Regions from separate parts of the Mus musculus genome. Here region 2 is linked to region 1. A link is a loop called in an ENCODE intact Hi-C map of the cell type or tissue named here. Cell type or tissue: gastrocnemius. All regions are shown on one strand. Region 1 overlaps Fbxl7 (F-box and leucine-rich repeat protein 7). Region 2 holds the start of Fbxl7 (F-box and leucine-rich repeat protein 7).

Evidence for each region. Hi-C counts contacts between places; a loop is a spot of excess contacts. Peaks named below come from ENCODE experiments on the same cell type or tissue, not always from the same donor. Only the 100,000 strongest peaks of a DNase experiment are listed, where the experiment ranks them.
Region 2: it touches region 1 in a loop (2.0-fold over the local background); 4 of 42 quality-filtered maps call a loop at or near these places.

The regions. Positions count from the first base shown.
Region 1 is chr15:26,782,322-26,786,321 of GRCm38, reverse strand. All of the region lies in intron 2 of Fbxl7 (F-box and leucine-rich repeat protein 7), which reads left to right. It also overlaps the pseudogene Gm18093. Among named protein-coding and RNA genes, the nearest start is that of Fbxl7, 110 kb to the left of the region's middle. In gastrocnemius, no CTCF peak of the experiment used is centred here; a DNase peak (open chromatin) is centred at 1,672.
Region 2 is chr15:26,893,719-26,897,718 of GRCm38, reverse strand. It overlaps Fbxl7 (F-box and leucine-rich repeat protein 7), which reads left to right and starts at 2,155. Exons shown (of 4, transcript NM_176959.3): 1 at 2,155-2,706. The coding sequence starts at 2,670. In gastrocnemius, a CTCF peak has its summit at 2,145; DNase peaks (open chromatin) are centred at 2,175 and 2,674; H3K4me3 peaks cover 2,725 bases; H3K27ac peaks cover 2,167 bases.

The DNA of each region.
Region 1 (4,000 bases):
AGTGGTGAAGGCTGTAGAGTAAGCTGACACTTATGCAAACTCATGTGTAAACCATAGTAACAGCACCTTGAAACTGGTGCCTCTGAGGTTTGGAAGGGAAGCAGGACATAGCAAGACCAGCTCTGTGGCTATGGCCTGACATGTGTGTGGTCTTGGGTTCCTAGGCAATGTTCAGTGCCTGCTTCATGGAGGCTCATTTGGAGATGTGTTTCATGTTTTCATGAAATACGTTCATAACATTTATTAAACCCATGAGAAAAAAAGATACTTCTTAATCTGATATAGAGGTTTTCTATGTAGATTAGGCTACCCTTGAATTTGCTGTCTCTCTGCCTTGGCTTCCCAAGTGCTAGTATTACAGTGTACATTATAACACTTAGCTGAGAATGGTATTATAGTCCCACAAGGAATGTTCTCTTGCAAACATTGTGTGTATCTAAGGTATATGCTAGAGACATGGAGTTCTCCCTGACAACTGATACAGGCTCTCTTTATAGCCCATTATATTCCTTGTAATACTTTAAGCTCCTGGTTTCCTGACACTATAGGGGGGTTAGGTCGAAGTATAGAAAGCTGGGTATTTTCTAGTTTCCCAGCGTCATCTGCATGCCAATCTTGCAAGTCCCAACATAATTACTTCCAGTCATGTTGCTTGTCTTCCTCTAGTCTTTGAAGTCGTTCCTACCCATCATCCATTCAAGTATCCCATCCTAAAAATTATGTCCTCTGACCACAAACAGTGTAAATCACATCTTATGGAGATTGAATGGGGGCACACGCCAACCAGCCTTGAGTGGGGTCAATGAACTGGTCTGGGTTGTGATGTCTCCTAGAACGCAATCTGAATTTTGACTTTCATAGAGCACATAGCATGAGGATGTAGCTTTAAAGGTGCCATCTCAACAGAGCAGCCTTCATCTTCCTCTGGAGGAAAATGAAGTTATTAGTTCAGCTAGCCATTCTTTAAACATGGCCAGGTCAGCTGTTCCTCTCAGGGATTGCTCCAGTGAGATGGTTGTTTTGTAAATGTTGCTTATCAGGCTAGATACCTGCACAGTCTTAGGAGCTTGAAATTTAAGGAATGGCCAGTTTGTGTGTTTGTTCATTTTTGTTTATCCTTCCTTCCTCCCTTCCTTCTTTCCTCCCTTCCTTCTTTCCTCCCTTCCTTCCTCCCTCCCTCCCTCCCTTCCTTCCTTTCTTTCTTCCTTTCTCCCTTCTTCCATAGCACAGGAAGCTCTTTGATTTCCTGGTTAGCAATTTAGACTACCAGTCAGAGAGAGCTGAGCTCACAGAGAGCTGTGGAGTTGAGGAACAGCTTTGATATTTAGAAATATCAGCGTGTGCATGATATCCTGATTAGCCGTGCTCCATTAGTGGTATCTCTCTATTGGGGAGACTTCTGCCTCCTGGTACCTGGGTATGCACAAACGCTTCTTCTTGAAGTAAGCTTCAGTCAGGTCTTTGGGAATTTTAACCTCGTCAGTAGCAACTTTCAAAGAGGTGGCAATAACAAACTTTTGGTGTGGTCTACACAGAGGAGCTCAGTTGAGGTCAAGAGGTTCAGGGACAAGTAGCAGCCATAGCCCAGATGCTCGAGGAAAACCACTCTCTCACTGGGGTGGCGCCTGGTGAGGGTGGTCAGATGGTACTGGGGATGGTGCTGGCATATAGCTTATTCGTGTGCAGGCTGATGCACATCTCCCCATGACTCAGTGGCTTCCGTGGCTTGTCTCCAGCAGGATATTGCCTAGGCCTTTTGCAAAGTGGAACTACACTGGTCACCACCATTCTTGTTGCTGCGGGATGGTTTTATAACAGTAGCAGCGGTCGGCTTCTTTTTCTTCTTTTCACTTTGTAGCTGAGTATTTTCTTTTACACAAGGCCTTTCTGGAGTGCTTAGCAAATCAGGAGTACCTACGATTTCCTCTCCCCAGGACAGAGTTCTGCCCTTGCATTGGGATTTTAATCTTAGGCCTTCCTTTCTGGCCACACCAGCTGAGGCACCAGCTGAGACACCCACCAGCTGAGGCACCACTTCTTGGCTGCAGGTTGCTTTTCCTTTGTTTCAGGCTTCTCAGCTTTTTCACCTGCTGTCTTGCAAGACTGGAAAAGGGTATTTACAAAGAAATGCCTGGGGTGGTGGAGCACACCTTTAATCCCAGCACTTGGGAGGCAGAGGCAAGCGGATTTCTGAGTTCAAGGCCAGCCTGGTCTACAGAGTGAGTTCCAGGACAGTCAAGGCTACACAGAGAAACCCTGTCTCGAAAAACAAAACAAAACAAAAAAGAAATAACTGGGACAATGGGAATGAAAAATTTTTTAAAAAGATTATGCACCTCTAATAATTTGCCAAGCAGGAGTTGGATGCTGCACTGTTGGAATGAACAAACTAGGGGAAAAAAACCAACAGAACTAAAAACATAAAAAGAAAAAAAAAATTTCTGTACTAGCAAAAACCAGTCAAAGATGCTATTGTTTTCTACAGGTGGACGTGTTTGATTTTTGTTCCCTCCCCCTCTGTTTCTGTGTCTATTATGAGCTTGCTGCAAGACCAAGGGAAGCTGTGTGGAAATGTTGAAGACAGGTTGTTGGACCCAGGTGGGCCCTGATTTCTACTACAGTCTTATCTAGAAGGCCAGAGGACCTTAGCATAACTAATGATTCCATGAAGGAGGACCTTAAGCAATCTAGTTACTCACAGTGGAGGACCTTAACCCACCTAGTTAGTGACTTTTCTGTTCATCTTTGAGTTCCTTGATACTGCTCTGTAGAATTGCCTCTTTAGGTGACTCCTTTAAAGAAAGTTATTTTTTAAAAAATCTTTCATTTGAGGCATGTGGCATGAGCACAAGAAATTCATAGTGATATTCTCCTGGGCCTAAATGCACCCACTTATTTATATAGCCAGTGCTTTCTTACATTTTCAATGCCCAGATTAAGCCAGGATAGAGTAGAGTTGACTTGAGTGTGCTGAGGCATATGTCTCTGTTTATTTGCTCTGGTGGATGTTGGGTTCTGTCTGCTTCTTGTAGGATATATTCTTAAACCAAGTTAATGTGATTCACCGAGGAAGGGAAAGATCATGCTTTTAACTCAAGGTGGTGTCTCTCGCCCTCGAGGCTCTGTTTTACTATCCAGTGAATTTTGTGTTTGTGTGTGTGTGTGGTAGAGGTGTGTACCTGTATGTAGGTGTACATGTATGTAAACGTATGTGTGTGGAGGTCAGAAGTCAATGCTGCATGTCTTCCTTAGTTGCTTTGCACCATTTATTTTGGCACAGGCTCTCTTCCTGAGCCTGGAGCTCACTGATTCAGGAAGGCTGGCTGGCTAATAAGCTTTAGGTGTTGTGTCTTGGTCACCCCTTCAACATCTATGAGGTTACAGATGTAACTCTGCACCCGGCTTTTCCATCGGTACTGGGCATCTGAGCTCAGTTTCTTTTTTTTTTTTTAAATTTTATTTTTTTTAATTAGGTATTTTCCTCGTTTACATTTTCAATGCTATCCCAAAGGTCCCCCATACCCATCGCCCCAATCCCCTACCCACCCACTCCCCCTTTTTGGCCCTGGCGTTCCCCTGTACTGGGGCATATAAAGTTTGCAAGTCCAATGGGCCTCTCTTTGCAGTGATGGCCGACTAGGCCATATTTTGATACATATGCAGCTAAAGACAAGAGCTCCTGGGTACTGGTTAGTTCATATTGTTGTTCCACCTATAGGGTTGCAGATCCCTTTAGCTCCTTGGGTAATTTCTCTAGCTCCTCCATTGGGGGCCGTGTGACCCATCCAATAGCTGACTGTGATCATCCACTTTTGTGTTTGCTAGGCCCCGGCATAGTCTCACAAGAGAGAGCTATATCTGGGTCCTTTCAGCAAAATCTTGCTAGTGTAGGCAATGGTGTCAGCATTTGGATGCTGATTATGGGATGGATCCCTGCATATGGCAATCACTAGATGGTCCATCCTTTCGTCACAGCTGAGCTCAGTTTCTTAGACTTGGG
Region 2 (4,000 bases), 110 kb before region 1:
CTTGTAAATTGGTGATGAAAATTTGGGGGTTGGTAAGTATGCAAAAAACAAATTTTGGGCCTGCATAAAATCATTTATGCAACATTTTAATTTTGAAAAGTAGTGTGTATACTCAAATATGAATACACCTTGATGTTTAACAAGAATACTAATTTTCTTTCTTTTGATTACTGTTCTCAAACGTTCATGACGAGTAGGCCAACAAATATTTGTGTCAACTTCTATTTTTTTGAGTGATGTTAAGCATTTTTTTTTCCTATTTTGTTTTACAACATGCTTGTCCCAGGCAGCTTTACTTGAATAGTAAAGATCTTGGTAGATGGGCAGATCAAAAGACCAGGTCATTGACTCTGTGTTGAGTAATGGCCAAGTCAAGGCAACCCCTGGACTGGTAGGACGGAAGCTGGGTAGTCTGGAGCTCTCCTCTGAGGACTCTGGGTGGCTGAACTTTTTGAGCCTTGGTTTTGTTTTTCATCATTTCCATACTTTGTAAACCACAAAGAGGGACAGAGAGCATAAGCATAACAAACTGAAAATGCCACACCAAGCCTGAGATGAGCCTCACTTGCTTTCCTGAGTTAGTGCTGTCTATCCTCAGCTAAGCTGCCAAAAGGGTAAAATTCGCACAGTTTCTTAAATGGAGACATGAAACCTCCTGAACCAAGGGCTGTAGATTATCTCGGTGGGTAGACAGTGTTTGCCCTGCATGAATGAAGTCCTGGGTTTGTTCTTTTGCACCATATAAACCCAGGTAGGAGACAGATGCCTGCAACCCTAGCAATTTTGAGGGGGAGTGGAGGCAGATTGCTCAGATTTTCAAAGTCACCCCAAGGACCAGGCAGAATCCATCTTGTGCAGGAAGACAGCCCTGCTGTCTACTCATTTTTAGATTGATTTTGTGTTTTCTAGCAGAATCTTGTAGGGAGCCCATCATAAATTAATTTTAATTTTAATGTTTTTAATTTTATCTCATTAGACAAGTGTTTAGGAATTACACATTACTGTTTAGATATTTTAAAAGACATTAAAACATTCTTTTATGGCTTTGGAGTAGAAGACAAAAAAGGTTCCCAACACAATAATTATTCTGTTCTATCTTTGAACGTTTACACGTTTACTTAAGAATATGGTATCTGCATGGTTAAGGATAGATTTTAAACTTTGAAACATAATGTTTTATCTTTAATGAAGAGCATTGTAGGAACTCATCTAAGGAGAATTTACAAGAAGTCAAATCATCTCATAAGAAGCCATTGTTTACTAACTCCTGGGTTTCTATTCAAGAATTATGTATATATAAAGATAAACATATCACTAAGCTTTAATTTAATTTACAACATCTGTAAGGAGAAACTGCTGCGTGTTCGTTTCACCACCAAAAAAATCTGCGTGAACAACGTTCTGATCTTCAGTGAGACTTTCTAGGCACTTACATAGAAATGGAGTAGGACATTAAGATTCTCTATCTTTTTTTTTTCCCTATTTAATGGAAGGAACACCAAAGGGCGATTTAAAGGAGGAGGGGGCTTTGCAAACGCCACGTAAATCTCCAAACGAAGTAGTAAGTTACTAAATAAAAGATGGCATCAACTACAAGAAGAAAAATAAATAAATAAATGAGGAGGGAAAAAAAAGTCGTGTCTCGGAAGCTTTCAAAACTTCAGAGCCAGGAAACCTCCTTCTCAGGGCGGGGAATGTCTTTGCTCTCCAGAGACCACTCCCTTGCTAAGTTCCTCTCAAGTTTTCCTTACCCCTCCTCCATTCCTCGCGTTAGCCCCGAAACCCAAGGAGCCGCTGGAGATTGCCAGCACAGGTACCAGAAATGTGCCAGAACCGGACACTGACTGCATGTTTCTAGTAAACGTCACAAATGGGCCATTTTTTTTGTAGACAACTCCAGGGGAATTCGAAGAACGTCTTGAAGCCCACAGTCCACAGAAAACACAGCGCGCAGCACGGTCCTTCACGCCGGAGGGTTCGCGAGTGGCACGGAGAGCCAGAGCCCTGGCGGGGACCAGGAGCCGGAGCCCGGAAAAGGCGTGCTGCCCCTTTAAAAGGCCGCGCATCTCCGGGCCGGCCTTCCTCCCGGGGGCTCCAGCTGTGATTGACGCTGGGCGGCGAGAGGAGGCGCCTGGCGCTAACAAAAGTCCGGCCCGCAGGCGAGCAGCGCCGGGCCACAAGTCTCTGCTCACTCGGGGCACCGCAACAAGTGGCCGCCGCGCCCTCCCCGGGGAAGCCGCGGACGCACGGGGGCGCAGGGCGGAGGCGGAGGCCGAGGAGCCGGACAGCCTGGGGCAGGCGCGGCTCGGCTCGCACGGCTGGGGACCGCGGAGGCGCATGGGGACCCCACGGCGGTGGAGCGGCGAGTCTAGGGGCGGCACCCGGGCGCGGGCTGTGCTTCGCGCTGCTCCCACTCGCCCGGAGCGCGGAATCTGAGAGCTCCGGTGGTTGCTCTGGAGCTGGCTCGCCACCCTCGGGGGTGCCAGGAGCGGACCTAGTCCCACCCCTCCGGTCGCAGAGCACTGCGGACCCCCAAGCCCAAATCGGCCCTTGGAAGGGGCATGTGCAGCTAAGGGTCCGGTCCTGCCCGCTTTCCTCTGCCCCGCCGCCTGGGAGGTGCGCCCCAGCTATGCAGTGTCCAGGGAGGAGGCGGGCATGACGGCGACAGGATGGGCGCGAACAATGGCAAACAGTACGGCAGTGAGGGTGAGTGGGCCGAACGTACCCCCTCCCCCGACTCCCGGATCGCGCCCCCTCCCTTTCCTCTCGCACACAGCTCAGGCGCACCCTACTTTGGTGACGTCGGGGTAGCCGGCTTCCCTTTGGGCTCTGCTTGATCCAGTCTCTGGTACCTGGACGTGCCTTTCCACCACTGGGGTCTCTTAAGCAATTTTCCAGGTTGTCTTTAGGACTGCTCAAGTTGCATTTCTGCTGTGTTTCTGAACACGTGTGCCCCAGCTTTTCCTTCTCTGCGCACCTTGGTCTAGGTGATGGTTTGGCAGAGAATTGAAGCAGTCAAAACTTTCCCAGGCCTTTTTGTGCTTTAGTCCTCTGGACTTCCTCCTATCAGGAAAAAAACTTCGGGAAGAAGTTAAGCTTCCATTCTTTGCTAACTGCCCTGGTCTGACAGGTCTGTGAAACTAACCACCTATGGGTCCCGCGAGGCATGGAGTGGCTGGGAGCTTTGTCTGGGCTCTCTCGAGGCTCAAGACAGGCAGAGCACCATCTGTTACTCGGGGCTGGAAATTGCACAGAAATATTGCCTGTCAAGTGAGTACTTGGAAGTTGGGGGAAACTTTAAACTCCGCCTACTCCTAAAGGGATGATGGATGTGTGGGTTGCCTCCTCAGTCCCGCCTTCCCCGCTTTGCATAATACCAGTAGTGTTTTAACCCCTGTGATTAACAGCATGTCCCTGATATGCACAAAGCAAAGACATTTTCTACAGTTCAAGAGTTAAGGTCTGTATCGAGTGAACCTGGTTGAAAGGAGTGAGGAGACTGGGTTGGCTTTCCTGCCTTTCCCCAGAGCACAGGCGGTTACAAAGGAGGGAAGAGCCCTTTCAGACTGGCAGGAATGCAGAATAGCTATTCAGCATCTGGTGTTAAGGAACCGCTTATCAGCCTGTCCAAAACTTGGAGCCATAGTTACAGAATGTAGGGGCGTCTCTCCCTGTTTGTATCTGTGTTTACTTCTGAGCTACTTTGTAAAACTTATACTAAAAGCAAACCCTAGAAAAATCCACTCAATTAAAAAAATCATTCATTTCCAGACTATCATGTTTTGAATTCCATCCATATATTTTTTGTACATATGCAGACATACACATGCATATATAATAGTTTTGTCCTGGGCAAATACATGAGATAAATATTTGAAAGAAATGTTAATCTTTTTAGACAGCAAGTGTTGAAAGTGGGCCAAAAAAAGATTATTGGAGAGTCTTGGCCACTCATTCTCTGAAGGTATTGAAGTTAATGTTTTTAAAATGTGTGGGGAGA